Regions from separate parts of the Homo sapiens genome. Here regions 1 and 3 are each linked to region 2. Evidence: chromatin loops called from intact Hi-C (ENCODE). Cell type or tissue: mammary epithelial cell. All regions are shown on one strand. Each heading gives the region's core, and the rest is flanking DNA. Links, peaks and the distances in the headings are about the cores only.

What was found. A loop is a pair of places that touch in the nucleus more often than their neighbours do. Peaks named below come from ENCODE experiments on the same cell type or tissue, not always from the same donor. Only the 100,000 strongest peaks of a DNase experiment are listed, where the experiment ranks them.
Region 1: a loop joins it to region 2, with 9 times the contacts of the local background. A loop is called at or near these places in 2 of 110 quality-filtered maps.
Region 3: it touches region 2 in a loop (8-fold over the local background); 24 of 110 quality-filtered maps call a loop at or near these places.

Annotation. Positions count from the first base shown.
Region 1 is chr7:116,244,049-116,254,872 of GRCh38, reverse strand. It overlaps TES (testin LIM domain protein), which reads right to left. Exons shown (of 7, transcript NM_015641.4): 3 at 5,601-5,853; 4 at 4,377-4,712; 5 at 2,898-3,113; 6 at 2,397-2,555. The region is part of intron 1 of LOC124901730 (a long non-coding RNA gene); the gene reads left to right. Among named protein-coding and RNA genes, the nearest start is that of TES, 39 kb to the right of the region's middle. In mammary epithelial cell, for the core only: a CTCF peak has its summit at 4,721; no DNase peak of the experiment used is centred there.
Region 2 is chr7:116,132,944-116,143,767 of GRCh38, reverse strand. It overlaps a transcript of TFEC not described here. Among named protein-coding and RNA genes, the nearest start is that of TES, 72 kb to the left of the region's middle. In mammary epithelial cell, for the core only: a CTCF peak has its summit at 5,372 (motif pointing left); DNase peaks (open chromatin) are centred at 4,517 and 5,357; H3K27ac peaks cover 1,206 bases.
Region 3 is chr7:116,230,910-116,241,733 of GRCh38, reverse strand. It overlaps TES (testin LIM domain protein), which reads right to left. Exons shown (of 7, transcript NM_015641.4): 2 at 7,115-7,200. LOC124901730 (a long non-coding RNA gene) reads left to right here. Exons shown (of 4, transcript XR_007060485.1): 3 at 2,485-2,719; 4 at 3,458-5,866. Among named protein-coding and RNA genes, the nearest start is that of TES, 26 kb to the right of the region's middle. In mammary epithelial cell, for the core only: a CTCF peak has its summit at 5,513 (motif pointing right); no DNase peak of the experiment used is centred there; H3K27ac peaks cover 522 bases.

The DNA of each region.
Region 1 (10,824 bases), core at 2,453-7,452, 110 kb before region 2:
GTATGCTCATTTTAATATTAGGCAAAGGCCAATGGTATATCCCACTGAGAAAGTAAACATAAAAGAAATGATGCTACACACACACACACACACACACACACACACACACACACATATATATATATTTTTTTTGAGACGGAGTGTCGCACTATCAATCACCTGGGCTTGGGGTGCAGTGGCAGGATCTCGGCTCATTGCAACCTCCACCTCCCAGGTTCAAGCAATTCTCCTGCCTCAGCCTCCCAAGTAGCTGGAATTACAGGCACCTGCCACCACGCCCAGCTAATTTTTTTGTATTTTTAATAGAGACGGGGTTTCACCATGTTGGCCAGGCTGGTCTCGAACTCCTGACCTCATGATTCGCCCACCTTGGCCTCCCAAAGTGCTGGGATTACAGGCGTGAGCCACCATGCCTGGCCAAAATGATGCTATGCTATAAAACTAAATAATTTGAAAATTCTTTTATTTAAACAAATCATATCTGTGGTTATACCCTGCCATTGATTAGAAACAATGTAATACAGAGAAGCTTGTAACAGCTAAAAAAAGAAAAAAAAGCAGTTTCATCTGTTTCAATAAATTTTTATTGAGCACCTATGTTGTCCTAGTGTTGGGAACAGAATAGAAAAGGCAGATAAAAAAATCCCTGCCCTGATGGAGTTACATTCTAGTCCTTGAGACTAAAGGTCAGACAGCAGCAAAAAAAAAGGTATACATTATAATACCTTTAGTCTGTAGAAAAACTGTTGCAACAATATTCATTGAAGCAGTTTTTAGCTAAATAATGTATCAGGTTACATGGTGATTTGACGTCTTGTTCCCTAGGTAAAGGAATGACCATGGTAACCCCAAAGCGAGAAATATTAAGAACACGAGTCAGTCACTCAAACATTTTCTAAGTGCTGACACTGAAGATATAGAAAGCAAGATATAAGGCAAGCTCTACCCTCCAGCTGCTTACAGTCTAGTGAAGGAGACAGATGAATGATATTCACACACACACACACCCCCACACACCCACCCACACACACACCATTGGGAACATGGAGAGTCTGGAGGAAATGGTGGAGTTTGGGCATAGTGAATCAGGAAAGGTGTTCCGAAAAAAAGTTAAACCTAAACTGAATCTAAAGGAATAAATGTGTAGGTACAGTCAGGTAAAACAGGGAAAAGTACGGTGTATTAGAAAAACTATTAGGAGTAAGCAAAAGACAACAGTGTGTAAACTAGAAAATGATGGTGAACGTGTGGAAATGTATGATTTGCGTTGGATAACTAGTAGAAGGGACAGGAGAGGCAAGAAGGGGCCAGATCTATCAAAAGTTTAATAATTTGCATTTTAGGAAGATAATTTTCCATCATTATGGTGGGTAGCTTTTGAGCAAGATGAATGAAAGTGGAGGAACGAAATTTGAGGCCACTGCAATAGTCAAAATAACAACAAAAAAAAAGGTCTAAAGTAGAATGGTTGTAATTATAAGAATGTGAAATATATTGGTGAGGCACAGTTGATAGAGAATGAATAACTGTATCTGGGGCAATGGGTGAACGCTGAAAATTGGCATTGACATAAAAACTTGTTACCTTATCTTCACAGTACCACACTCTTATAACTATATATAACTATATAAACCATATGTAATTTCATTCCTTAGCCAGGAGTCCCTTTTACTTGATAGCTCAGGGGACCATTAACACATATGTGTTTTGCTGCATATAAAGAAGTAAATGTCTATTTGGATACTCCTGGATTATACACTTTACCATCTATGGTCAACTTTTTACCCTTTATCTACATTACCATCACTTGGCCATTATACAACAGCAGCTCTGTGTAAGCAGAGTAAATGCAAGAAAAAATATACTTTCACATTGGAATGTTTGGCCCACACAAAAATCTAAATACGCAGGCCAAGTTTTGTTATGCTAAATCAATTCAATGAGGGTTTAAGAAATAGGTATCTTACAATCTCCAGGTAGCAAAAACAAAATTCCAGTGGGTGGTCCAATAACACAAACAGAAAGCATCATATTCAAATAGAGCTAAAGAATATCAATAGCCCCTAGACACCTTTATTGAAATGGAATCTGATTGCTAACCATGAAAATAAAACAATCTCATTCCCATTAAGAATTTTTTTAAGTGAGGATTTTATTATTAAGCAGTACCTATAATTGATATTGTAAATTTCACAAGTAGAAATCTTGAGGTGGCTCATAGTCAATGCATGTATTGTTTTTGAATTGCCTTGATTTTAACACCCTGTGGTAGGAATAATTTGCTTTCTACTTAGGAGGACTGCTTTCTGTTTCCCATTTGTAAGAGGCTTTAAGAAAAGCATAAACTCAAGTCCTAAAGCAGGCTGAGGCAACCATATCCTTAGAACACTTCTCACCACAGCGTGATTCTTCACATAGCAGGGCTTGCACACGGGCTTGTCATTGACCATCACGTATATCTCCCCAGCTAGAATGCTATCACAGTCAAAGCAGCAGAAGTGTTTCAGGTGCCAATTCTGGTTTTCTGCCTGGGTATACTCATTGCTGAATATCAGCTAGGAAGAAGATAAAAATAAAGATGGATTTTTATATAATAAGAGATTTATATCTGTAACAACATACTTTCTCAGGGTCTAAAGTTTGAAAATGATAACCTAAAGCTTGAACTTATGCTATCACTTAGTTTAGTCTAAATCAATCTTTTATATTTCTAGTCTTTCATTTGTCAACCCAATTAACACAGACAGAATGAATGATATCAGAAGTTTATTTTTTAAAACTTCTTTGGATGTAAACAGAGCAACTGCTGTTTGGTCAAGTCTTGTTGCCTTCTAGGTAAAGGGACCATATGAGGGTCTAAGAGGGCACCAGCATGCCGGTGGTCCCATAGAACATACCTCGTCACAGCCAGCACATCGGGGTTTCTCGCTGTCACAGTAATGTCTGCCACAGTATAGCTTCTCATTCTTCCAAAAATAAATCATGTCAACCAGGAGTTCATGGCAGGTGCTGCAGACAAAACAAGCTGGGTGCCACAGTTTATCATAGCCAGCCCTTTCGGCATAGATGGCTGGGTCACCTTCTTTCATACTCAGTTTGCAGCAATAGCAGGACTGAAAGGGAAGCCATCCAGAACAACCTAGTCATTAGAAGACTGCCATTTCTTTTCTTTCTTTCTTTTTTTTTTTTTGAGACTGAGTCTCACTCTGTCGCCCAGGCTGGAGTCCAGTGGTGCTATCTCGGCTCATTGCAAGCTCCGCCTCCTGGGTTCACGCCGTTCTCCTGCCTCAGCCTCCCGAGTAGCTGGGACTACAGGCGCCTGCCACCACGCCCGGCTAATTTTTTTGTATTTTTAGTAGAGACGGGGTTTCACCGTGTTAGCCAGGATGGTCTCAATCTCCTGACCTCGTGATTCACCCGCCTCAGCCTCCCAAAGTGCTGGGATTACAGGCGTGAGCCACTGTGCCCAGCTAAGACTGCCATTTCTTATCATTGACTTCAGTAGAAATTCAGAGAAACAACTTTGAAGAGACATAATTTCTACTGAAATTACAAATTTGTCGATGTAGATAATAACGTATTAATAATTCTGTGAAATGGAATCTCAGCTTTCTCCCGGCTATTCAAATCTACTTCATTCACCCTGTGTGTAACAGGCATTATTTCCTGAATTAAGGTCACTTATGGAAAAAGGAAAATAGTAATTTTCAGGTCAATTTTAAGTAGATTCTCTAAAACTATCACCTCAGGGCTTATTAGTGCTCTTTTTTCAGGACTAAGCCTTATTGGTTGGTGTGCTAACTGGAGCTATGAGGAATATATTACAGCAGGTTTAGTTCTTATGTCTGTTCATCTGTGTCATAATTGCCTCCTACCATCAAGTCATTAGCAAAATACTTCAATTTCTCCCTTTAGAAGAGACTTAAAAAAAAGCTTCACTATATATCCACAAAAATTAAATTTAAGTTTGAATTTTAGGCACGTTCTCACAAGCAAAACTGAATTAACCTAAGCATATATTCCTATTTATGGGCAGCAGAGATAAGCAATTAATACCAACATTATGATTAGAAACAGACTATAGAATAATAATGCTGTCTTTGATCAGCATGCCAATACCAACTACTGTCTGTACATAAAACTCACTATCCACAATTATCCTTGATAATAAATACATAGAAAATTTGGCTTTAGACAGAAGTTTCAAACACGATGACCCTCTGTGGGAAGTCTAAACTGAATCTAAATCCTATTTATTCCCCATACTTATTCCCTTTTGGAAACTCAGAGGAATAGTCCCCAAAAAAGTTCAAAGTAAGGGAAAAAAATTCTGTAAAGTATACAAATCAGGCTAACAGTGTGACCACTCTACTTACATATTGAGTTCTTTTGTGCTCAGCAGATTTGTCCTCCATGGCCCCCACTGCTGCTGGGGTGCTTCTATCCCCTCCAGGAATGTTCATTTGTTTGGGGCCTTGGGCATCCATCTCACAGGGAAGTTTGACATCTCCTACTCCCAGAGCTTCGCTCTTATATTTCTTCACAAACTGCTCCATCTCCTTCACCTCTCTGGGAGACAACTCATGGCACTTTGAAGGGTCCTGGTCATGTGCAGGGAGCTGCTTTGCCAGCTGCTTCTTCCGGTACTGTGCCCCCTCTGAGCCTGCTACTGGCTGCTTTTCCTTGGGTAGCATCTGCATGTACTGCCTGGCCTGAACCACAAGGAGGCCAATGTTAACTGGGATTGGCCATTAGGCAGTGTGATGTTTCATAACACACATCAGAAGCAAGTTACTTAAGAAAGAAGTGGGTTCTATCCAATAGCAGCAACTCACCCTCACAGTATATTAAGAAGTTAAAACTCAAAAACGGTACACTAAATAGATTTAGTTGGGTAAAAAGTAACACTTTCTCTCCATGAAATTATATATTTTTTCAGTTTGTAAGATCTGAGTTACTACTGTTTACTTAAGCTAAATAAACAAATGTACAATTGAAAGAAAACATAAACTTTTAGGCAGACATGTTTGGAATGGTCTGTAGGACCAGGAACATTTTTATTACATAAAAAATGATATCGCAAAATTCACTTTAATGATTTAACTAACCTTAAAAGACTTCCAAATGTTTCATTTGGTTGTTATAATAGTGGAAGGAGCTTGATATAAAACTGTGATCTTTTTGGTCTTATATAGTATTAATAAAGGAAATGAAAAAAACACAAAGATAATGTTGAATATTTTTTTCAGTTCTAAACTATGACAAAAATTCTCTTCTTTACCATCTTAAGATAAATCCTCTCAAGACTAAGCTAGAAGAGTTACTAGATTGATATAAAACATCTGATTTCCATCTAATTATTAAGAACGTTAGACCATTCCCTCAAAAAGGTAAACATATCTAGGGAGTTGGAAAAATTTTATGAAGTATCTAGTCTTACATTCAAAAGACTAGAACAGGAATCAGAAGTCAAAGTAATGAGAACCCCGGAAGAATAACAGATCTGGGATGTGTGAAGTTGATTAGGTCATCAAAGAAACTGCCCCAAATAAATACTCCAGGAACTTCAATAAAGAAACTCTCTGTTCCATATCATTTACCAATGCTTGATTCTGGACAGGAGGAGCCCACTCATAGGTAACTGTATTGATGGAGACATTCTTCTTGGCAGCAACTGGATTCGTCAATATCATAACATTGCGTTTATACATGGGAATTCCATCTGACTTTAGTTTTGCAATCAGAGTGGTATACTTGGTGTCTTCAAAAAGTTTTCCCACTTTTCGATCCTCTTCATTGCTCAAGAGGACATCATGCTCTTCTTGGCCACACTTGCAGTTACGACATATTTTTCTATAATTTTGAAAATAAGTAGAAAATGATTAATTGTACCTAATTGATATTTATGTTCATACATTTATAGTTCATAAAATACTTTTAGGCCTATTCTATATCATGGTATGCAAAGGCAAGTCCTTTTTTAGGAGGGAGAATAAGTATCCATATATTTAAGCAAGAAGGAAACAAAACACGACTTTGCTTGATAAGGCTTTTAAAAGCTAGGTTGTAAAAATTGAAAGAGGGACCCAATTAAACTGAAGAGCTTCTACAAAGCAAAAGAAACTGGCAACAGGACAAACAGACAACCTATAGAATGGAAGAAAATATTTGCAAATCCTGCAACTGACAAAGGTCTAATATTCAGAATCTATAAGGAACAATTCAACAAGCAAAAGACAACCCCATTAAAAAATGGGCAAAGGACATGAACAGATATTTCTCAAAAGAAGATATACATATGGCCAAAAAATATATGAAAACATGCTCAATATCACTAATCATTAAGGAATGCAAATCAAAACGATGATGAGATGCCATCTTCCATCAGTCGGAATAGCTATTACTAAAAAGTCAAAAAATAACAGATGTTGCGGAGAAAAGGGAATGCTTATACACTGTTGGTGAGAATGTAAATTAGTTCAGCCACTGTGGAAAGCAGTTTGGAGATTTCTCAAAGAACTTAGAACTATCATTCAACCCAGCAATCCCAAAGGAAAATGCATTGTTCCACCAAAAGGACAATGCACCCGTATGTTTATCACAGTAGTATTCACAATAGAAAAGACATGGTGGAATCAACCTAGACGCCCATCAATGGTAGACTGGATAAAGAAAATGTGGAACATATTCACCATAGAATACTATGCAGCCATAAAAAAAGAATGAAATCATGTCCTTTGAAGCAAAATGAATGCAGCTGGAAGTCATTATCTTAAGTGAATTAATACAGGAAAGGAAAACCAAATACCACATATTCTCACTTATAAGTGGGAGCTAAATATTGAGTACACATGGACACAAAGATGGAACTAACAGACACTAGGGAATATTAGAGTGGGGAGGGTGAGAGGGAGAAACGTTTGAAAAGCTAACTCTCAGGTACTATGGTCACTACCTGGGTGATGGGATCATTTATAACCCAAGCCTCAGTAACATGCAATTTACCCATGTAAAACACCTGCACTGCACAGGTACATTCTGAACCTAAAATGGAAGGTGAAAAAAAGAGGAAAGCAGCAGAATTATCAGTCACTAATAATGTATTTTTGGAAATTACTGAATTAAGTTTTGTGATTTAGATGGTACCATAACGTTTCAACTGAATTTTCTAAGTAAGTATTTTAACAAATTCAGTGTGTTTTGTCAACCAAACGTGCATCTGCATTTCTGATATGATAACGAGAAGCAATTATTCATTTGATTTTTATCAAAACCAACCAAGATTTTTTCAATGAATTCACTGAAAGAAGTGGTGATGGCCCCAATAATAGACATCTTCAATTGTACCATTAAAAAAAAAGACTGATTAAAAAGTGCACACTTAAAGGGACATGTCTGAGTGTAACCCCATCTGATATTCCTTATGCTGTCACCCAATAGTGAATAAAATAAATAATAAAAAGAAATGAATTAAATAAAACCACAAAAATTATATGTTTCCTTATTTAAGCAAGAGGCTTTGTACTTTATTGCATGTTAACATTTTATAGCTATTATCCAAGGTTTCTTGTTTGTTTGTTTTTTTAGTGAGAGACAGGGAAACTTTTCCCATCAAAGATTATAATCCTAGATTTAGGTTTACAGCCTTTCTCATTTTTTTCTCAATTTCTTTTGCCCTCCATTTCCTTCCCTTTGTTTTTCCTTTCTCTTTCCTTCCCTTATTTTATTTCTTCAAACACTTATTGCCACCTACCATGTGCTCTCTGCCATCATGGTGTTTCTTATAGTTCAAGGACAATGTTCTCTTCTTCACTCTGGTCTGGCACACAGACATTCATTCATTCATGCAACATACACGAGTGCCCATGTGCCAAGCAATGTACTTGACACTAGGACATAGTGCTTAAAAAAAAAAAAAAAAAAAAGGGGCCTAGTCTCTGATTTCTAGAACTTACTCTCTGGTGGGAGATAGACATTAAATAATCACACACACACACATACACAGAGAAAATTTCATTTGTGATAGGAAAGAAAGTATAGGGTCCCTTGAGAGGGTGTAATTTGGACTTCAAACTCGTGAAGAAGGGACCCCATAAGAAGATGATATTTAGGTTGAGATCTGGACGATGTATGAAACATAGGTGTAAACTGTGTATGTGGGTGTGTATCTGGGGAGGAGAAAAGGAAAGAAAAGTCTCTAGTATTGGGTATAAAGAGGAATACCTTCAGTGGTCCTGAATTAGGAAAGAAATTGTCCCCTTAGGTGTCATAACCAGGGGAGGTTGGTATGACTGTAGGAAGATGAGTCAATAGGAGGGTGATAAGACTGGAGAGGTAGGCATGAAGTCATGCAGGGGCTCATAGAACACATTAAGGAATTTGGGCTTCATCATAAGAGCAATCAGGAAGCAGCAAAGGCTTTTTGGTAATGGAATAAAATGATCAGATCTGTAATTTTAAATATCACAATATCTGCCATGTGGTAAATGGATTAGGGGTGAAACATAACTGGCAATAGGGAGACAAGCTAACATGTTAATTATGCATCCAGTTTGCAATGGCATGGTTCTAAATAACAGGATGCTGCCACTACTTCACAAATGGAATTTACATCTTGGAGGGTTATTGTTGTGGTCCAGGTAAAATATGCTATGGCTTGGATTAGAGTATTCAACAGTGGAGATGAAAAGAAAGGAAGAAATTTGAGGTCTCCTTGAACAAAAAACTGACTAAACTTAGTGGTTTATTTGGACATAGTGATGGCAAAGGGAAGGCTCAGTGATATGGTTTGGCTGTGACCCCACCCAAATTTCATCTTGAATCGTAGTTCCCATAATCCCCATGTGTTGTGGGAGAGATGTGGTAGGAGGTAATTGAATCATGAGGGCTGTTACCCTCATGCTATTCTCATGATAGTGATTGAGTTCTCTTGAGAGCTGATGGTTTTATAAGGGACTTTTTCCCCTTTTGCTCGGCACTTCTCCTTGCTGCCACAATGTAAAGAACATGTTTGCTTTGCGTTCCACCATGTTTGTAAGTTTCCTGAGGCCTCCTCAGCCATGCTGAACTGTAAGTCAATTAAATCTCTTTCCTTTATAAATAAATTACTCAGTCTCAGGTATGTCTTTATTAGCACCATGAGAATAGACTAATAAATACAGTAAACTGGTACTTTAAAGGGTGTGGTGCTGCCATAAGGATACCTGAAAATGTGGAAGTGATTTTGGAACTGGGTAATAGCTAGAGGTTAGAACAGTCTGGAGGGCTAAGAAGACAGGTTGATGTGAGAAAGTTTGGAAATTCCTAGAGACTTGGAGGGCTCAGAAGACAGGAAGATGTGGGAAAGTTTCGAACTTCCTAGAGACTTGTTGAATGAGTTTTACCAAAATGCTGATAGTGATATGGACAATGAAGTCCAGGCTGAGGTGGTCTCAGATAGAGATGAGGAACTTGTTGGGAGCTGATGTAAAGGCCACTCTGGCTATTCAAAGAGACTGGTGGCATTTTGCCCCTGCCCTAGAATCTGTAGGCAGGGGCAAAACTTTGAACTTGAGAGAGATGATTTAGGTTGTCTGGTGGAAGAAATTTTTAAGCAGCAAAGCATTCAAGAGGTGACGGAGGATAAAAGTTTGAAAAATTTGCAGCCTGACAATGCGATACAAAAGAAAAAGTTATTTTCTGGGGAGGGATTCAAGCCCGCTGCAGAAATTTGCATAAGTAACAAGGTGCCCGGATGTTAATCACCAAGACAATGGAGAAAATGTCTCCAGGGCATGTCAGAGAGCTTCACAGCAGCCCCTCCCATCACAGGCCTGGAGGCCTAGGAGGGAAAAATGCTGTCGTGGACCACGCCCAGGGATCCCTTGCTCTGTGCAGCCTTGGGACATGCTGCCCTGCATCCCAGCTTCTTCAGCTCCAGTGGTGGCTAAAAGGGGCCAAGGTATAGCTTGGCCCATTGCTTCAGAGGGTGCAAGCCCCAAGCCTTGGCAGCTTCCATACGGTGTTGGTCCTGCAGGTATGCAGAAGACAACAACTGATGTTTGGGAACCTCTGCCTAGATTTCAGAGGATGTATGAAAATGCCTGAATGTCCAAGCAGAAGTTTATTGCAGGGGCAGAGCCCTCATGGAGAACCACTGCTAGGGTAGTGTGGAAGGGAAATGTGGGGTTGGAGCCCCCACACAGAGTCCCCACAAGGGCACTGCCTAGTGGAGCTGTGAGAAGAGGGCCACCATCCTCCAGACCCCAGAATGGGAGATCCAAGGACAGCTGCAGGCACTCAATGCCAGCCAATGAAAGCAGCTGGGAGTGGGACTGTACCTTGCAAAGCCACAGGGGCGGAGTTGCCCAAGGCCATGGGAACCCACCTTTTTTGCATTAGCACACCCTGGATGTGAGACATGAAGTCAAAGGACATTTTGGAATTTTAACGTTTAATGACTGCCCTATTGGATTTTGATCTCCCATAGGGCCTGTAGCCCCTTTCTTTTGGCCAATTTCTCCCATTTGGAATGGCTGTATTTACCCAATGCCTGTACCCTCATTGTATCTAGGAAGTAACTAACTTGCTTTTAATTTTACTGGCTCACAGGCAGAAGGGACTTGCCTGGTCTCAGATGAGACTTTGGACTTGGACTTTTGAGTTAATGCTGGAGTGAGTTAAGACTTTGGGGGACTGTTGGAAGGGCATAATTGTGTTTTGAAATGTGAGGACATGAGATTTGGGAGGGGCTGGGGCAGAATGATATGGTTTGGCTGTGTCCCCACCCAAATCTCATCTTGAATTGTATTTCCCATAATCCCCACGTGTTGTGGGAGGGACATG
Region 2 (10,824 bases), core at 2,942-7,941:
TGCAGAAGGAGTAGGGACAGAGACTTGCTGGAGGCACCTGGAGAGTGTGTTTCCTCACTTCTCTGACTCTTCCCAGATCCTTTTCTAATTGCTAGGATCCCGCAGTTCCCTATAGAAGCATCAATCATATACACAGCAAGGGGTGATGTGCAGAACTCAGTTTGGAAAGACATCTATTCAGTTTCTTGATTTAGACTTCAGCAATTTCAGTTCACTAAATATGTTTTCTCTGTCTACTTCCAGCTGGGAAACCCTGGACTGATGTTTGTCCCTTTCATGTTGCACTTCATTCAGCTTTTCGTCCTGGAATGAGAATTATTAACCCTCATATCCTCTGCTTGGCTTATTCTGCATTTTTTATAAAGGTCTGTTATGACAACCTCTCTGTATTGATTAGGGGAGTCTGGTCTTCTGTATCAAAAAGATCTCATAGTATAGAGGTGCAGATAAGATAGGAGTTTATTTTCTCTTGTGTGAATAGTCCAAAGTCAGGCAGGTGGTCTGAAGATCTTGGTAGAATCTTTTCTCCTGAAGGTCAACCAGTATATTTGTTGGTAGATTGGGTCTGTCCTTCTCAAATGTATTTTTGTCTCTGGTTCAAGGCAATTGTCCCAGTGGTCACCATTATCCAGCTAGCGAGAGTTGTAAAAGAGGAAATTTAGGGCAGGCTTCTTGTCTAAAGGAGATAACTTCAAAGTCGCACGCCTGACCTTCATTCACATCCTGTGAGACTGAACGTAGTCACAGGGTGACGCCTAACTGCAAGGGAGGCTGGGAAATGCAGGCTTTACCTCAACAACCAGGTACTCAGCTAAAACTCAGAGGGTTCTATAAATAATCGGTGGTCTATGCTACATTTATACCAGGCATTCAATTTTTTATTATTGATAGTTAGGACTTTTTTGTTATAAATAACAAATACTTTTGAGCTGGCTTTAACAAAAATGGGGAATTTATTATAAAGATACAGGAAATCCAAGGGTAAGAATGGACTTCAGGAAGAGACTGGAAACAGGAACTGAAAATTTTTAGAATCCTTCCTCTGTCTGCATCTCTGCTTCTCTCTGTATTTCTGATCCTTTCTTTTTTCATAGCCTGGCTTTCTTTGACCCTCTGGGCACATGAGAAAAAGCACCTTAAGAGCATCTGAAGAGCCCTCAACAAGTTAACCTGTGGCAATTTTAGCTGCATGCAGAACTCATTTGACTTCTCTAAGTTTCAATTCCAAATATCTGGGTGGAGGAATCTGATTGGTTCAACTAGGGTCAGGTGTCTACCTCTGCTGCACTTAATTGTTGCAAATGCGGTGGGAGTCATACAGTACAATTGTAGCTGGTAGGACCCAGCTGTATGTGGGAGTACATTCTGAAAAATAAAGATAGATTCCCTAAAATGTGTCCACTACCTCGAGTCTTATCAGTATTCTTAGTAATCCATCACTTCAAATATGAATGATCGTTATATTTTGTTTCATCCTCTACGAGTTTATGGCTAGCGTATGTCATAGAGACCAGAGGAGTTCATAGTAAATCTAATTGTTTGGGAGTTGTGAAGAAAATGGAGAACCCCTTGGGCCTCTGAAGATGTACATTCTTCTAGCTGTATAGGTAATCTTTTCATCATAGAAAATTGTACTTGGGAAAGAAAAAGAGCTGCTCTGACAGCTGCCCACTGGTTACTAGCCTGGCACTCACAGTAAGGCACAGTGTTCTCTTGCTTAACCTAAATGGCACCAGTATCTCGTGATATCACTCTGTGATCATGATGAAAAGAGATAAACCCCAAACCAGACCATAATAATATCTGAACAAGGACCATGTGCAAACCACAAAAATGACCAAATATCTTTCCCTCCTGGTTAACATGAGCGACTATTTATCAATTGCAGCCTTAAACTCACTGTGTTTTTTCTGCTTCTTAGAAAACTATTGATATCCAATTGTTGAATTAGCCCTACTTTTTGATAACATTCAGTCTATAGCTAAGTCCTTCTTTGAGCCCTCCCTAAAAATCATGTAAAACAAACCCAACTTCTGTTACCTGCTCCCAATATCACCTTTTTGCAGAGATAACTTCAGAGCTCCTCATGGGATATGGTGGCCCCTGCTTCAGCAAATAATACATCTAACTTTGACTGCCTCTGTGCTTCCAGTGGTCTTTGGATGGTGGTCATTAACATTCTTTTCTAAAGAAGCTGAGAAGAAAAAACAAAACAAAGCACACATGATCATACCCAAGGGACTCTGTCTGTTTTACCTTTGTCCAGTTGTACTGAGCATGTTTTTAGATTAATGAGTTGGCTTGTTTAGAAGGTGACTAAAGACACCTATTATAACTTGAGTAGTTCCATAGTTTGTTGCAAGACAACATTGTAACAGAAACTTTTTTCACTTAGTTATTAAAAAATTATTAAAAATTTAGAAAAATCCCCATAAAGATTATTTATTATTTATGACATTAACATCATGAGAATATATTAATTTAAATTGTTCCAGCTCCTTTTCACAGTTCTAGATATTTAAAATTGCTCACGCAATTTAAATTTGGAATCATAATTGTCTTTTATTTTTTACTTTTACTGGCTATATCCTGCCTTACTGATACATTCCTCCTGTGAACCTCTGAAACAACTCTTACAGCACTTACTTACTTAGCATGCCTTATTAATTAAATTTTAATAGGTATGCATCTGTTTACAAACCTCTGTAATTTACAATGATTGTAAATTTCTAGACATTATAAGAGAATTTTTTCCAAGTCTCCTAGAGGGCTTGATACTTTATACAAAATAATTGTATTATAGATAAATGGCTGATATCTGGATGGTGGGGAAAATTTGTTGACAGCCCAGAAAGATTGCTAGATTGCAAATTCCTTGAGGAAATACATTGTGTCACCTCTAGTAGATAGAATTTCATGTCTCATGGATGTGTTAGTTCATCATGGTTGCCCTATAAACATTTGCTGAATGATGAAATGCTACAGTGCACATAATGCACTACAGAGTGTGGAGGGTCAGATGAGGGTTCTAAATGGGAAGGCAAAAATTGAAGATAGTTTTAACCTGACTTCTCATTTAGCCTCTATGGCTGGGTATGTGTTATTCATATTCCTTTAGGCATTACATCTAAAGTAGTTATTGGCATGCATATGTTGTAAGACACTGCCAATACATCATTGTTTTAGTTTATAATACACATATCTGTTTTGTTATTAGTTTTAATGATGTAATACTTTGAAATTATATAAAAGTTCTTGTCAGCAGAAATTCAGGATTTGGAGAGGATCTACTAGGCTCTCTCAAGGATGCTGAGGTAGTCTTTGGAGCCTAAAATTCCTCCTTATGAGATGGAGTCATTAAAAAAGGTAAATTTATTCAAGCATGTTATTGATTCTGTGGAATACTAAACAGAACACATAGATTAAATTGGCTCTATTCTTGCGTGAAGAATGTTAAACTGTGGAATCTAAACAAAGAGTAGACCCTCTTCCAGAGCCACTCATTTCTTTCACTTATCTGATTTTCCATCATGTCATGCTTTATTTCTCAGAGTTGCCTCTTTCTAGATTCCAAAAGTCAATCCTCCAGTCTTGGCCTTTATTACTGAAACCTTAGATTGTTTTAATAGCCAATGAATGGATTTCCTCACAGTCCTTCACCTCTCCTGGTAGAATTTTTCACTCCTGCTTCATCTGCTATGCTTAACCTGCTATGATGATATTTCTAGAACATTCCTTCCATTGCATCATGCCCCAGCATAAAACACTATGGTGCTCCCTTTTGCTTTGTTTATCCTTGGATCTATGTCTCTTGGACATCTGCAATCCAGCCTCATGGGGGTTATGCCCATTTCTGTCCAAGTGCCCTGAGTGCCTGGTCAAGGTTCAGCTGGTTTCTTTCTATCTTCTGTTTATCCTATGCTCATTTGTGTATCTGCATACCATCATCTGGTGATTTATCTTCTGGTCTCTCCTTTTGCCTACCTTCTTTCTCTCAATTCTCCCAGTCTTTAAGGCCTATCTCAAACTCCCTCTCTTCTACAAACCTTTCTTCTCCAGGACACAAATATAATCTCCTTCTGTGGACTACCAGAGTAATTCTGGCCAGGATCCCTTAGTTTATCACAGAATTGTTTTCTGTTTCTTAAGATTTGGTTTACTTTCCTAACCTTGATCATAAACTAAATAAATGCAAGGTTCAATGATTTAAACTTTTTGTTTTACATTACCTCCATTCTTGGCACACTCAATAAATAATAACAATAAAATTCTAGTGTGATGAAAGGTGAGCTTTAATCAAAGAAAGCATGATAAAGCAGTGGCTCTTGAACGGAGAAGGTTTGTTGAAAGGCTGAGGACGGGTTGAGAAGCGGTGAGAATGGATCATTGTTCTGACACTGTGCGGGATGGAGTGCTGGGCAGTGAATGGAGGCTGTCAACTCTGGTTAGACTTGGCCATTGTTCCTGGGACGCCCGTGTTAGCTCTGAGTAAGAGATAATTCATCAGAACGCTCTTGTACTTTTTTTCTCTCTTGCTCTGGGGCAGAAACTGTTCTACTTCACAGGCTGAACTTTTTACCTCTTGCCCTGAGAGGCAGAAACATGCTGCCTGAGTGCTTCCATTTTGAGACACCTTGTAGGAATCCTTATTGAATTGCTTTAGAAGAGTAGATTCTTAGCCCTCTAGTGCAGCAATCTGCCACGGCAACCCCAGAGAGTGTTATTTTTCAGTCAGAGGTAGAAGCCTCCTGTAATATGGGCTCACTGGGCTTTTGGGGAAAAAAGACAGCATTTTGCAAGCTTAGTTCTAATTGAACATCCCCATGTTGCAATTATTATTGTATTTCAGTCTCGTAGCCTTTGTTACAGAGGTTTTTGTGTGAGTTAGGAGGGGACACGTTGGGTGACCGCTCAAGCCTTTACTTTTTTTCTTTAATTTATTAGAGTTCAAATTAAACAAGGCTCCTGCTGTTACCAAAGTTTTCTGAACTATTTTGTGTAAATGTTATTCATCCTTTGAAATCAATACAATTAAAAGTTGTGTTAAGAGTCTTCCTTTGCAAGGCTATGAACTTTTTCTCTAAGGATTTTTAACTTGTTTCAGGTCTTTGATTTCTTAAATGCATTTCAGAAAAGAAGATATACATGTTCTTTAATTGCTTCTTAAATTGGCAAAGTTATATTCTGTCTCTTAGACAAAAATCTTTAAATGATTGCATTTCTCTGTAGATTAGTAGCTTGTTAATTTTAGGGATGAAATGAACTCAGGAATAAAAATCATTTGACCGAGTTATCTCAGGCCTCACTTCAAAAAGATGCAGATTCTCCCTAACAAGGGCCTATATGAGATCAGAGCTTCTGTGTGACGTACTGGGGACATCTAGTGGACAAAAGTCAGAATGGAACATTAAACTGTATACCCAAACAGGATCCTAACTTTCAGATAATATCATGCTTATGAAAAAATCAGAAAATCAGTGCACTGTCTGTGAAGATAAAATACCATGTACATCTAACACCTGATTTTAGTGTTATCTGTTGTTTTGAATTCATTATAAATATAATGGCTTATCTTATTTGATTACACTTAGTTTATTGCAGCAGTGTCAGATTTTTAATTTAATAGATCCTGTACATGATGGAAAATATCTCATTATCAACATTGGAGAGGCAGATTTACGTAGCAGAAATGAATGTTGTGTTTGGCTAGGTATATAACCTGAGGAAAGATTGTGAATCTCTTTACTTTCACATATAAAGTGCATGGTTAAACAAATGACCGCATTTCTTCTGGTTTGGAAATCTAGAATTCTTGATTATTTTCATTTATTTTATTCATATTCATTTCATATTCATATTCAAATTTATAATTATTTATTTATTAATATTTTCATTTTCTAAACTATTTTATACTGTACAGAGGGTTTTCACAAGTATCATTTAAGTTGATTATCAATAAAAATGTCTTAGGTATTTAGTTCAAATTTTATAAATTGATAGGAAGGTAAGATGACTTGTGAACTAAAAAGCCCAAGTTTCTTGACATTTGAACCCTTCTAGTAGAATTTCACTGTTGATGCAGTGTGTGTAAATTTCTTAATGTTTGGGGGAATTCAGTTAAACTCTCAATAGAGAGTAACTACCAGTTAGCATCTACCCTAATCATCTTCACATATATCATTTCTAATCATCTTAATAACTTGTAGAATGGAATCCTTAAACCCAATTCATAGTTGGAAAGTTAAGACTCAAAGACATAAAATAGCTGCTCAAGTTTACGAGAGAGTCACTGTCAAGGCCTATACTCACATCCAAGTCTCTCTGAGTTTATTAAAACAATGCCGAAAAGCAACACTTTTGCAAGTAAGGTGACCCCAGAAAGCTGGCACTGTGTGTGTTTATTTCTTTCCCTTGAGGATTTAGAAGTCCACTGGTAAGCATTTGTAAAGTCTCAAACTAGACCTGTCAAACATAAAGACACAGAAACATAAATACAACTTAGAATTGAATATCTCAGATGCTTTTTAAAAATTATTTTAAAAGACAAAAACAACATGATGAGTCTCTTACCTTGGGGGAAAAGATCATCAAGAAAATATGTGATAATTGCTGGTCACTCTGAAGTCCATGATGATGAGGAAATGATGTTTAAGATATGATAGAGACACAACAGAACATGTGGTAAAGTTTTAGGATTAAATTAGCCAAAGACAAATTTATAGAAGAAACAACTTTAAACAGCAAATATTGATTAAATTTGGAGGAATATTATATGAAATTAACAGTTTTTACACATTCCAGTTTGCCATTGAAAATTACTTCATTGAGAAGAGATTTGGAATAGTGAAAGGGATCAATGAATTAGATATGGTGCTTTAAAAAGTCACATAATTTATTTTGATAACATTAATTGAATTAATTTTACTTTGAAAAAATCTTAAATGACACTAAAATTAAATACTGATAATATCATCATAAATGACACCTTTCTCTTATTTCATTTCTTTTCTTACAAATGTTTAGCTTTACAAATAAATTGAGAAATTATTCATATGACTTGCATTTTTATTTAGGACAGTATTCAAGAATCAACTGATTTTTCAAAATTTGAAAGTCAATGAGTTAACATTATAAATAACCTAATATTAATGTTCAATTTTCTATTGAGATTGAAAACATACTATGATTTATTAATAGTGAAATGTTTACATTATTAACTTCAAGCTGTTTAAGGGAAATCCAATGTGTTCAGTAAATACATTTTGTGAGAATAAATATTTCATGATGAAGAAAGAATCTATTTATTAGTATGTAATGGTACATTTCTCCTTAACTAGACCTGAAATCTTAGCACTATGTTCTATTTACAGCTGTACCATAGGCTTGATGAAATCTAGTATAATTTAATCAATTTTAGCAGATATGCGTATTTGAGTTTTATGTAACTTTAATTAATATACATTTTAAAACAATACTTTTGAATTATTAAATTGCTTCGAATTGTTTTCATTAATAGAGTTCATAATATTACTGCCTAAAAAGTCATATTCGTTACCAATGTCATTTTACTGTAGTCCCTCTCCTTTGTTTTTTCTGAGTAAATTAAATGCATGGCTTAAAAACCAAATTCCTATACACTGAGTACAATAATCAAGATACTTCTTGGTGATATAGAGAAACATATAGAAAGGATTGGTGTAATTGAACCAAAGAAAGTGTAGAGGTATGGAAAATAAATGAGTTATATACATACAAATAAGCTTTAAAAAGAGTCTTCTAATATTCACTGTGAGGAACTAGTCTTTGCAGAGAACCCTAAAAGCTAATTTTCTAAAGCAATTTTTTTGTATTAGTTTTTGTGATCATACACATTATAGAAAGGTAGTAACTAAATAAATATTATCTTAGTTTAATTGGATTAAAAATTAGAAATGCAAATTCTCCTCATACTATATCTATAAGCCCTCATCTCTGCTTTTATGGTAATACCCTTTTAATGGTTTAAGCCTATGAAGAAAAAACACTGAAGATTTTTAACTAGCCACTTTGCAGGGGGCAGAAAGGAGCAAAGAAGATTTAGTGGTGAAAAGAGCAAATAAATAGGTGCTCCAAGATTAAAAAGAGGGTAGAAGTGCATGCTGAGCTGTTGAAAGACCTCTCTGTGTTTAAAGAAAAATATTGTTTGGTGCTTTCACCAGTGCATGATCAAAATAAGAGGTACAAATTAGTTCATGGCTGCTGAAGCTACAAAACATCATGCAGAGCGCTGTCTTTGGGAACGTTTTAATGAGGAGAAGAGGTCATCAGAGTGTGACATTGCTTTTCAGAATTCTTCAAGAACAACACAGACTTCCTGTTCCAAATGTGGTAGAGAATAAAACAACCTTAGTAGTAATCGTACAACTTTTGAACCATGTTCCTTGGAAATGCTGTACCGTGCTCATTTTGTAGCTTTAGTTAGCTATCTCAAAGGAAACGCTTCCATATTTTCCATGTGCCCTTATTTCAAAAGTACAGTGAAACGGTGGAGCTTTAACATGGATTATATTTATAAAATAAAGTTTTATTCAGGCTTCTAAAGAGATTTTAATGTTTTCATTGCTCCAGGTGAAATGGTACACGGTGGCTCTGTTCATTAACATTTAGCATCAGTGCAAAAAAATCAAGGATTACCACATACAGCATAAAAGGAGGGATAGTATGACTTTGAAATTAAATTCACTACAATCTTAGTTTTGACGCATTTCAAAATGTGATTTTAAAATGTATAAGTTGTTAATGATATTCTAGGTCAAATATTCATAGTCCAATATCAAGTCCTACAGAGACTGGCATTATTCAAATGTGCAACGTATTTGAGCAGGAGCTGAAGAGGTTTTCCTGATGCTTTATAAATAAGACATTTATTTTAGTTTCAAAGGCCAGTATTATAACATTATTTAATACTTTAAGTATAATTGGTGCATTTATTTCCACTCTACCACAAAGCTATAGCATACCTTTTGTTTTCCATTAATATGAACATATTTGTAAGATGTGTATAATTAGAGAAAGTATTTGGGTTCATATACTTAATGCAGTTATCAAAAAAGGGCGAAGAAGACTTCTAATTTTTCGTATAGCAATGCTCACAGTCTTATTAACCTGTTTTCATGTAATTTTTTCCTTCAAAATAAATGATTCAAAACTAACCACATTTACTCTTGATATGTAAAAGTAATAAAAAGAAGTGAATAAAAAAAATTTCAGAGACCCAAAGGGAAGGGTTTGAACTAGAATTTAGGTGGAAAACAGGTCATTTCTGTGCATAGTAATGTTTCTGATTAGCTTTTAAGTAAGAGGTGATTCAATTTGTGTACAATGTGTAATTGATTTAGAAGCAGCAATATATGGTATACATTTTTCCTTCCCTCTTTCTTTTTATTCTTATTTTTTATATCTAGCATGAGAACAGAAGTCAAGCATAGACACCCTGCTTTAAATATGATAAAGGATAAAAGCTGTCATTCTAGTTTCACAGCTTTTCAACTATTTAATCTAAAAGTTTCTGAACTTACACAGATCATTTACTTGACTCAGTCTTTTATATTAATTTTATTTCTTTTAATGTATGCAGCCTTTGTTCTTAAATATTCTTATTCATAAACCAGACACATTTAAGTTGACATCCTTAGCATGTAGAATTTTTCTACAAAGACCTAGTGAGGCAGTTATTTTTAGCTTAAGCTTTTAGTCTGGATTGACTGGCCTGCTATCTCTTGGCTTGGTTTGCCAGCTTTTTCTGTCAGTGATTACACATCAGGAGCTTATGTTGATCTAATTTTTTTTTGTTGTTGCTATTGTTTTGCATTATTACTGCTCAGGACCTGTTCTTCTCTTTTACCTGCTTAACTAATTCAATAGTATTCTACTTCATAAACATCGCTCTCTAATCTTAAAGATGTCTTAGGCATCTAAAAAGCTGCTATTCATAAAGTTTTAGCGTTTACTACAGTACCATAGGTTAAGCTCTGAAAGATAACACAAGAACATGAGAAGTAAAGAGGTAAATTTTCTTTTTCTTTTAATTATTTCAAAGAAAATTCAGTCAGGAAAAAAAAGCTACATTTTTGGGAAATCAACAAGAGGGGCATGAAAAGTCTTTAATTTAAATGATTAAATTATGTTTCCCAGAAATCATTTATTGGCAAAGAATGTTTTTCCCCATCCCCCTACTTTTTTTTTTTTTTTCTGAGACAGAGTCTTGTTCTGTCACCCAGGCTGGAGTGCAGGGGCGTGATCTCAGCTCACTGCAATGTCCACTTTGTGGGGTTCCTCAGTCCCCTGTGTAGCTGGGAATACTGGCACACGCCACCACGTCTGGCTAATTTTTGTATTCTTAGTAGAGATGGGGTTTCACCCTGTTGGCCAAGCTGGTCTCGAACTCCTGGCCTCAAGTCATCTGCCTGCCTTGGCCCCCCAAAGTGCTGGGATTACAGGCATGAACCACCGTGCCTGGCCAGACTTTTCTAATTAAGGAAAGAATTATTTTCGTTTGGTACATAACACGTTTGTAGTTTTGTTGCCGAGAATCTAAACATAAGGTATTGTGAGGTAAACAAAAATTAAATCACTCTTTGTCATTATGTAACTTTTGAAAATTGACAAAAACTGAAAAGATTATAAGCAACTTAAAAATCGATGATAGCTTTTATTGCATACATTTATTTTCTTTTTAAGCACTGTAATAATTTATTTTCTAAAGTAGTCTTAAAACTGTTTTGAAGAAAAGCTTAAAAATTAATGAAACAAAGCTACAAAGTTGACAATGTATTGAAAAGAGGA
Region 3 (10,824 bases), core at 3,598-8,597, 97 kb before region 2:
AAAACAACATACCAATAACGCTAGTGGTAAGAAAAAAGAAATACCTAAGAAGTCATACTATGCCATATAATTTTCAGTTTCCTAAGTAGAGAAAACCTATGATTGATTTGTTATAATTTTAAAAATCATGACTATATTAAAAGCCTCATCTGCATCCTCCAATGTGGTGAATTGTGGTGACAGAGTCCTTGGTAAGAATGTGACCCAAGAAGGGTGGGATGGCTCTTCAACTAGAGCTGTCATCATTAAAACAGTTGGGATGACCACATCCCTTCCAGAAGCCTTACACTGGAGCTCCATTTCTACAAGGAGAAGAGCCAGCTACAAACTACTCTGCAAGAAAACATACTATAAAATCAGCACCAGGTGCCAGGAGCTATCTATTGTGGAAATCTGTGCTATTACCACTTACCTAGTTTTAGGTTTTAAAAATATTTTTCTTAGAGTTCTAATCTACAGTGTTTTATATTTGAGTCTCCCACATTTAAACTAAAACATTTTACTTTTAGAAATACCTATAAAAACTTTCAAAGTCATTTGGAAGCAATCCAATACATTTATTAAAAGAAAAACCTTGTTGTGGAATTGGAGAAGAAAAGGATGCCACTGTGATCTTGTTATCCAAGAGCGGCCTGAGAATAAGTGGGACGTTTATCACATATTCAATTTCAGCCTAAACTAACCCAGATTCTACCCTTAAGAAAATGAAGAACTTTAAAAACGTGGTTTTATACAAACCTAAAACAAAAACACAAACAGAGTATGGGTGAGCACAATACCCATGTGCAAGGGGCTGTTTGCACGGTGTGTGGATTATCTTTCATCAGATGATCCATAAGTAACTTCTGATGATATATATAGATTTAAACAGCTTGTTTATTTATTTGTGCTATACTGAGTTGATAGTTTTAAGAGAGTATATAAATCAGTTCCCATATTTAACACAGTTTTCAAACCTCTAAATTTTCTAAACTGTCCTATTGAGCAGTTCTCTCTCCAGATTCTCCATAGGATGTTAAGAAAAGTTCTATGGGGAAAAAAAGGGAAGGGGATTCAGAATTAAGTTAGTTTAAAAGTCTTTTTCATGATTCTTTTAAAAAGGTGCAAAGGTGGATTGGCAGATTGGGAAGCTCTAAGGTGTGGGGATGGAGGAGGGTTATTTGTATAAAAAGTTGTTTGTACAAAAAGAATTTAGCACCATTAACACATATATATGCAAACATTAATATGTATGGAGGAAAGGGAGGAGCGAGGGGGAGGGAAGGAGTGAGAGAGAGAGAAAGAGCGAGCCTGGGAGAGCGAATGCAAGAACAAAACTACCAAAAGTATTGCCTCAGACAAATAAACATATTTACATTTTCAAGCTGAAAAAAATCAAGAAACTATCCTTTATTCTCCCAAAAGAAATTTTTTTGTATCACTATTTGTAAAACTTACTATTTTTCCAAGGCAAGCAGTAGAAACTAGAGTGCTTTGACATGCTGCCAGCATTCACAGTGATTTAAAAGCACGGCCATGGCATTGCTACAAACCATAATTTAAAAGGGTTGGAAGCTGCCCTTTTGTAACAGGGATATACATATATGGATTTAAGTGTGGGCCTCTGTGACAGAATTCAACACAAGTATTAATCCATTTATGGTAGGGAATTTTTAGTTTTCACCCAGCTCTAAATCAATCAGAAATTCTGAACAGATGTATGTTATAATCAAGTAACGCATTTTTAATAAAATGCAACTGTTTTATTAGGAGACTTTAACAAAGGTAAAGCAAAACAATAATTCTGTTACTTAATATGATAAATGACATGGTTGCAATTATATTAATTATACCTTCAATGTGAAATAACTGGCTATAAACTCCTGGAAACCTTGGGTCTGTGTCATACATTTCAATAAACACTCTTTATCTCTATATATTACTTGAAAGCATTCCCAGCAGATAGTGTTTCTTATTGGGTCATTATTAGGCTTCCTGAACCTTTTATTTTCCTCTACTGTTGTAATCATGGGCACACTGAAAAAGGAGAGAGCTCACAGTAAAAGTACACCTTTGTCCACAAGGATGTCTGTGTCACAACAATCACACTTCAGAGGCGACAGCCTGGTGCAGTTCAAAGTTCACTGGCCCTGAGAGTGAAAAATGTGCATTCTAATATCTACTCTGCCATGGAGAAAGGTTTTGGAAAACTCTGAGTTCAAATTCAGCTCTGCCATCTATAAGCCATAACTTTAGTAAGTTATTTAACTTTCCTACGTCTTTGATTTCTCATACATAATAAAATAAATATTAGGAGGATTAGGTACAATCAGGTACATACAGTGCTGTGGTAAGCAGAATGTTAACATGGCCCCTATGACTTCTGTCCCCTGGTGTTACTTTCATGATTATGTTACTTTTATATGGCAAATGGGAGATTTTCCAGGCGTGCCTACTCTAATCATGTGAGCCCTTAAAAAGCAATGAATTTTCTCTGGCTCGCAGCAGAAGAGGAAGTTGGAGGCATGTGAGGTGCAGGAAGGATTCTAAGCAGTGGTGCTGGCTTTGAAGATGGAAGGCATTGTACCTCAATGAATGTGACTGGTTTCTAGAAGCTGAGAGTAGCCAGCCCCCAGCTGACAGCCAACAAGGAAACAGGGACCTTGGTTCTCCAACCACAGAAAATAGATTCTACCAACAAGAATGAGCTTGAAAGCAGATTCTTCCCTCGCACTTAAAGGTGAGTACTTTTAGCCTGGCCAACACCTTCATTTCAGCTTTTTGAGGTGCTAAGCATAGACAGCTAAGCCAGCTCCCCTATCCCAGACTTCTAACCTGAAAAATAATGGATGTTGGCTGGGCACAGTGGCTCATGTCTGTAATCCCAGCACTTTGGGAGGCTGAGGCTGGTGGATCTGCTGAGGTCAGGGGTTTGAGACCAGCCTGGCCAACATGGTGAAACCCCGTCTCTACTAAAAATAGAAAAAATTAGCTGGGCGTGGTGGCGGGCGCCTGTAATCCCAGATACTCGGGAGGCAGGCAGGAGAATCACTTGAACCTAGGAGGCAGAGGTTGCAGTGAGCCGAGATCGCACCATTGCACTCCAGCCTGGGCAACAAGGGTGAAACCCCATCTCAAAAATAATAATAATAATAATAATAATAATAATGATGGATGTTGAGTTAACAGTTGTTGCTTTAACTTGCAAAGTTTGTAGTAATTTGTTATGCAGCAGTAGAAAATTATTACAAGTGCTTACTGGTGTGTGACACATAGAAATCATTCACAAATTATATTATTAATAACTCATGGGCTCAAACAAGTCATTTTAACTTCCTTTGGTTTAGGTCTTTGATCTGTAAAATGAGGTTAGACTAGTTAAGTTACAAGTTCACTCTAAATTCCTAATAATTAATTTTTAGTCTCCTGCAACTATGGTGATACACCTTGATCCGGCATCTTCCATTCACCTCTCCAGATTCATTCTCCATGCCTCAGTACTCTGTGCTATTTCCCAGAAGGCTGATCCTTAAGGACTACACCTGTGGGATCCCTTGTCACTGGCAATGGGACAATGGGAGGTGCCAGCAGAAAATCAGAGTGATGAAGAATGAGGTCTGGGTATTTATCTCCTGGCTTTCTGTAAGTATACAAGGTGATAAAAAGGAAAATGATTCCTAACAACTTGGGGGTATGTGGAAGCAGGGGAAGGGGGTGCTGTGGGCTGAACTGTGTTTCCTCAAAGTCATATGCTGAAGCTCAAACTCCTAATGTGACTGTATTTGGAGCAGGGGCTTTTAAGAAGTAAAGTTAAAAGATGTCACAAGGTGAACGTCACAATCCATTGGAATAGGTGACCTTATAAGAAAAGGGAGAGAGATCTCTTCCTCTCCAGACACACACACACACACCCACACACACCAAGGAAAGGCCATGTGAGCACGTGGTGAGAAGGCAGCCGTCTGTAAGCCAGGAAGAGAGACCTCACCAGAACTCAACCATGTTGGCACCTGATCTCGAACTTTCCAGCCTCTAGAACTGGAAGAAAGTACATTTCTGTTTAAACTACCAGGTATGTGATATTTTGTTATGGCAGCCTGAAAAGACATACATGGGCAGGGAAGACTTCTCAGAGGTATTTCTTGAGCTGAGACTTTTTGTTTCCTAGTGGTGGGAGGTAGGGTTTTCCAGGCAGAGAACACCATGCAATAAGGCACAAAATTTCAGGGAATAGTATGTATCAAGCACTTGGATCATAGAGTGCTTGGAAGGGAAGTGGAAGAGGCTGGAAAAGCAAGCAGAGGCCAGATGTTAGGGTTTAATGTCAAAGGCCAAGAAATTTGCCTAAAAGAAGTCCAGTGGGAAACTACTGAGGGTTCTTAAGTCATCTGAAGTATGTAATAGTATCCATGTTCAAAAGACCATTCTTGTGATTGTGTGAGAGGCCAGACTAATAAAGAGGTAGAGAATAATTTAACTCTGATTTTTGAAATGTGCCCGATGGAGCCCTCAGGGTCCTAAGTCAAGGATCACCATGAAGCTGGAGGAGGAGGCTAAGTGGGCAGGGTCATGGGATCCCATGTCTACTTCACCCACATAAGTTCTGTGGCCCTAGACTAGACCTGGAATCTTTGTTACACTCAGGACAACTAGTCTAGAATATTTTACTTCAAAGACTGTACTGAAAGAGGCTACATAGGGAGGTCAAAGGCACCTGCTTCAGCTCTTTTAGCTATGGTGAAAAAGTCAGGGAATTATCAAGAATTCTGAGAGAAATGTGACTGGACCCATGCCAGGAAGATGTCAGAACTACTAAGAAATACCAATGGGGTGGACTGTTATCAACCCCAGCTGAATGACAGGCCATATGCAAAGTCCTAGACTATTATGGCTCTTAGATTTTCAGACTACACCCAGTTGATTAAATGAGTCTGTGTGATAAATTGAAATGTAAAAGGTTATTTTCATGCCATGGAGATCTGCTCTTGTCGGATATATTTTCATCTGAAAATATCGATTAAAATGATTAATATAGACATAACAAAAATGACTAACTTGCTTTAGAGAAAAGATGATATCTCTTAGGAATGAGCTTTAAAATCTCACGAGCGGTTTTTGGCAACTGCATAGCAGAACTAAAAAGAATGCAGGTTAAGTATCTCTTACCCAAAATGTTTCACAAGTAAAATAAAACAGAAGTGTATCAGATTTCAAATTTTTTTTAAATTTTGGAATATCTGCATAAACAATGAGATATCTTGGGGATAGGGCCCAAGTTTAAACATAAAATTAATTTCTGTTTCATATACAGCTTATGTACATAAGCTGATGGTAATTTTATACATATTTTAAATAATTTTGTACAAGACACAAAGGTTTGAATGCATTTTTGAATGCAACCTGTCACACGGTCAGGTATGTGAAATTTTCCACTTGTGGCATCGTGTTGACACTCAAGAAGTTTTGGTTTTGGAGCATTTTGGATTTTGGATTTTATGTATTATAAGATTGTAAGGTAAAAACTATGCCCAGGAGAGGGCAGTGCAGCCTTCTGTAAAGTTAACTAATAGGCCCAATAGAAAATAGTGTGAGCATTAAGAGCAGAGATGTTCTAATTCATGAAAACTATTTTGTGTTAAGTCACTTTACCTTTTTAAAACATGAGAGACATACTGCCACTTCTATGTCCCTTGAAGAGACAGCACAAGGGAGAGCTGCTTAAGTCTTGTAAAAAAAAATTCTGGAAAACTTTAGCTCCCTAAAACTGAAGAATTGTATCAAAACTGAAGAACTGTATCAGTTCTAGCAGGTTTCTACTGACTTTCCTATTTTAAACAATTATCTTTGTTTCTGAAAACTGATTCAATAAACTAGTTTTTAAAAGAGATTAATGTCTAAAATTTTATTTGTTTATATTCTCCTTTAATTTACACTGTACACATCTCCAAGAGCTGATGAAAGTATTCTAAACGGTTTCCTGTGGAAATCTGTAGTACAGAAGTGTTTCTCAAATGAGAGTCATCCTAACAAGGTAGCTGCCATCCTAAAACTGTATAGTTATCTTTATTTTTTTTTCCTGCTAATTCTAACTTTGAGCAGACTTGTGAATTACCACTATGGACTTGACAGTCATTCATAAGCACAGGTTTCAAATACTGATTTTAGATTTATATGATATGCAGTAGTACTTTCAAAACAACCTAAAGATAAGATCTATAGAAAATTCACATTTTTGACTCACTAACATTGTCTTGTGTATATATGCACTTCATTCAAACCAAGACACTACAATTAATTTTTTTCTTAAAAAAATTCAAGTGTTTCAATGGTTTTTCACTAGTAACTTTACAGCTAAAAATTTTAAAGAGATCTAAATTCAACTTCATTTCCTGATAACTAACATATACATGCTTGATTCAGTATTCATATTTGTTTACGGAAAATGTAGACATGAGATGTAAAGTTACCAATTTTTAAGAAGAGAATAATTAAATTATTAAACAGGGCCAGGCATGGTGGCTCACGCCTGTAATCCCAGCACTTTGGGAGGTTGAGGTGGGCTGATCACTTGAGGTCAGGAGTTTGAGACCAGCCTTGCCAACATGGCGAAACCCCATCTCTACTAAGAATACAAAAAAGAAAAATTAGCCAGGTGTCGTGGCACAAGCCTGTAATCTCAGCTATTCAGGAGGCTAAGGCAAGAGAATCGCTTGAACCAGGAAGCGGAGGTTGCAGTGAGCTGAGATCACACCACTGCACTCCAGTCTAGGTGACAGAATGAGACTTCGTCTCAAAAAAAAAGTAACAAATAAATTATTAAACAGTCCTGGAGGATTACCACAAACTTATTTACCACCAGAAAGATGATATATTCAGTATTTCAGGCTCGAAGGAAATCTTAAAGACAGCAAGCAAATCCAACAACTCTAAATAGTTATTATGGTCCAATTCACTAAGTCAAACTTAATGACAGTAAGACAGAACACTTTTTATGTTGTATTCATTTCTCAGAAAAGACAGTAACAGGTCTGCAACTTAGCAACCATGCTGGAGAACTCGAAGATATCTCCACTGTCTGAGGAAGTATTGCAAAAAGTATAAATTACTAATGTGGTTGCAGTTTTCAAAACAATACCTCCAGAAGTGCAGTTCGAATCCTTCACATTTTTCTTTGCATTTTAAACAAGGGGCTCCAAATCCTTGCTCGTGACCTAAGCCCATCTGTTAAAAAGAAAACATCATGAATCTGTTATTAGATTCTTTACAAATCTAAAAATTCAATAAATTGCACTTTTAATTCCACTTACCACTTGTGTTGAGATAACTTTCAAACAAATCTTATATTTAGTCAATGATGATACCCAGGTATGTACATGGCAGTTCCAAGTACATACATAACATATTTTATATTCTGATTGCTTTTTATCATGAAAAGAAAAGCATCAGAATATAACTGTATAGAAAACTACAAATATTGCAAATAACAAAAACTCATGAATTTATGTCTTTGGCCACTACTTGCCCCATAGTACAGCCCCATAGCACAATAGGTACAACACTCAGAAAACTATACCTTAAAAAGCAAGTCTCATCCTGAATAACATATTTTACATCAAACAAGGAATTAAAGATTTTAGGAATTACAACTGAAATATTATTTTTATTATGATAAATATTATTATAATAGCTACAATATACACTTATTGAATGCCAGTGCTATGGCTTTAATGTCCGTGCTCCTCCAAAATTCATGTTGCAACTTAATCCCCAATGTACCAATATTAAGAAGCTGGGCCTTTATGAAATGATTAGGCAGTTAGCAATGAGGGCTCCACCCTCATTGATGGGATTAGCCCCTGAGGGAGTGAGTTCCTCTCTTCCATCTCTTCTGAACCTTCCTCCATGTGAAGATGCAGCAACAAGGTGCCATCTTGGAAGCAGAAAGCAAGCCCACACTAGACACTGAGTCTGCCAGTGCCTTGATTTTGAACTTCCCAGCCTCCAGAACTTGACAAATAAATTTCTATTATTTATAAATTACCCAGTCTAAGGTATTTTGTTATGGCAGCAGGAATAGACTAAGACACAAGGAATAGAGGTAAGTACTTTACTTATATCTCATTAAAATCTTACAGAACTATATAAAATGCTTACAAAGTAGGCAATATGATTTGCCATTTTTGAAATGTTTTTGCTGAAACTCAGAGACTATGAAACTTGCTTAAGATCAAAATGTTAATAAATGGTAGAGATTTGAGTTCAAGTCTTTCTGACTCCAAGGCCTGTGCTCTTCTGCCTGAAGTTGTAGGGAGGCAAGGAGTGGAGAGCTGTATTATCACCCTTGCTATAGCAAACCCTTTTCTTCTTTACCATATTAAACAATAGTCTTTGAGAACTTGCTGAGACATGGCCTAATAAGTGGAAGGAGTGGGGTGCAGATGGCAGAAGGACACAAGGTTGTAATTAAGCTCTTTTACCCAACGACTGATATTGGAAAAAAAAGAGTAGCCAGCCTTACATCAGTACAGTGGCAAACCACCAGTAATCAGATTACTCTGTGTTTTAAATATCACATCAGTGACCATGAGGAATTAGTTACTGGTTAGTGCCTAGAGTAGCAGTTCAAGCTGGACAAGTAATAGGTATTTTTCAATGGCCCTCTTTTGTAACTTTACCAAGCTGTGTTTGTCACTATGCAATCAAAACCACATTGTAACTGGTTCCTTGAAAGATCAGTCTGACATGTCCTGAAGTTTAAGTGAAGCCTTTCCTTTTGTCCTAAAGAAAATGACCACATCCTTTTTCCATAATTAAGGCCATATTCAAACCCAACTGGTCCACACAGTTGCTTAGGAAAACCCACAATACTTTTAAGTTAGACCATATAAAGTATACTCTCTAAAGAATAAACAACTGTCCAGCATTAGCTAAGCTTTATCATCTTTGCCATGTCCATATTACCAATTTTCAAAAGAAATGAAAGTCTTTAAATTGTATATTTAGTGTCAACACTAAGCTTTTTTTTAAAGCAATTAAATTGTTTCCTTGTCACTGATGATCACAGTTCACACAGTATGGAAATAATGTAGGTTAAACAAAAGACAGAGGGAAACTTTTCTGGTCTTGTGTAATAAGCATAGTTACATGTTTTCTCCATTACAATATCCATAGTAAAATGAAAAGCAAATCCAAAAAAGTTTTCTTTTTCAGGCCCTTTCTAATTTTCCATTACAGAAGAGTTAGTTCTGAATGTGCCTGGAGTATGGATATGATTCATACTATGTTCATGCATCTCCTGCTAAATAAACTCTAATCCCAAATGAAAATTTTGATTACATTATTAAGGCTTAATCACATAGCTTAGCTTAAATCAGAGGCTTTTAAACTCTCTTTTATATAATTCACAACATGGAATAAATTTTACCTCATGACAAAGAACTTGCACATACACATACAAACTTACATGTGTGTATAAAATCCTGATATTTGTGGACAGATAATATCTAGAAATATGCTTCTGCCTCTAAATTAAATGGCCACTTAAATTCTTGCATGCCTTCAGATTGGAATTGCCTGGTCTGAACAACACTGGGCTTATAAAAGACTGCAAACATCCTGGAACAATACCATCTCATTCACTATTTCTGAATCCAACTTGAAAGTTCAGCAAATGTAACTAGAACCTCCATGAGTCAGCAGTTTTTACACTAAGGCTTTGGAGTAGCTCGCTACTGACTTACAAAGTCAACTTTGCAAAGGGGCAAGTTGTTTTCTCCTACCAACTTTTTATCTTTGTAAATCAAAAATAAAATTATAAACCCATGAAGCATCTGAATGGACCCCACCTCTTGGCCAAGGTCATTCCAAAGTGAGCCTGAAAAACTAGTTCAGGCCATGATAGGAAATGGGGAGCTGGGGGTGGGTGGGCGCTGCTTCACAGCTGACCAGCATTAGCAGAAACACAGAGACCTAAGACTGACAGAACAGACTCTGATAAGAAACATTGACAATCTATTCTCTCTGACACCTGCTACCAGGAGGCTTCATCTACATGATAAAACCTTGGTCCTTACAAGCCCCCTTATCATAACCCAGACATTCCTTTTTTTGGATTTCAGGTCTTTAGATAATAAGGCTTTCAACTAATCACCAATCAGAAAATCTGTGAATCTGCCCATGACCTGGAAGGACCGCCCCCCACCTCCAGTGGTCCTGTCTTTCCAGACTGAAGCAATGTACATCTTTCATGTATTGACGGATGTCTGTAATATGTATAAAACCAAGTTGTAGCCTGACCACCTTGGGCACATGTTCTCAGAGTCTCCTCAGGGCTGTGTCATAGGCCATTGATCACTCATATTTGGCTCAGAATAAGATCTTCAAATACTTTTACAGAGTTTGACACTTTTCATCAATATATTCTTAAAATAGCTATCATTTTATTTATTAGAATTACTAGAGCTGGTGGTATTTCATGAACTGCTGCTCTTTTAAAGTCTCCCACATATTCTTATTCTGGACAGGACTAGGCATCTCCCTCATGTAAGAGATCAGGAAAATAGAATCCAGAGAGGAGGGATAATTTGCTCCTGGTTGCACAGCTACTCAATAGCAAACCAGACCTAAAACTCAGCATCTGGCTCCTGCTCTACTGTTCTTTTGGGGCAGAGGACTAGCGTGTCAAATGGGAGCTCTTGTCTTCCAAAGAGTCACTAGCTAATTTCTGCCCCAAAGAAAAGAACTTTCTTTTCCAGAAACACTCTTGCACCATCTCTAAGTGTAGATGACTTTCTGAGAGCTTTAAAAAGGAAGACAAGATAAATAAGGAAGGCTGGGGAAGCTTCG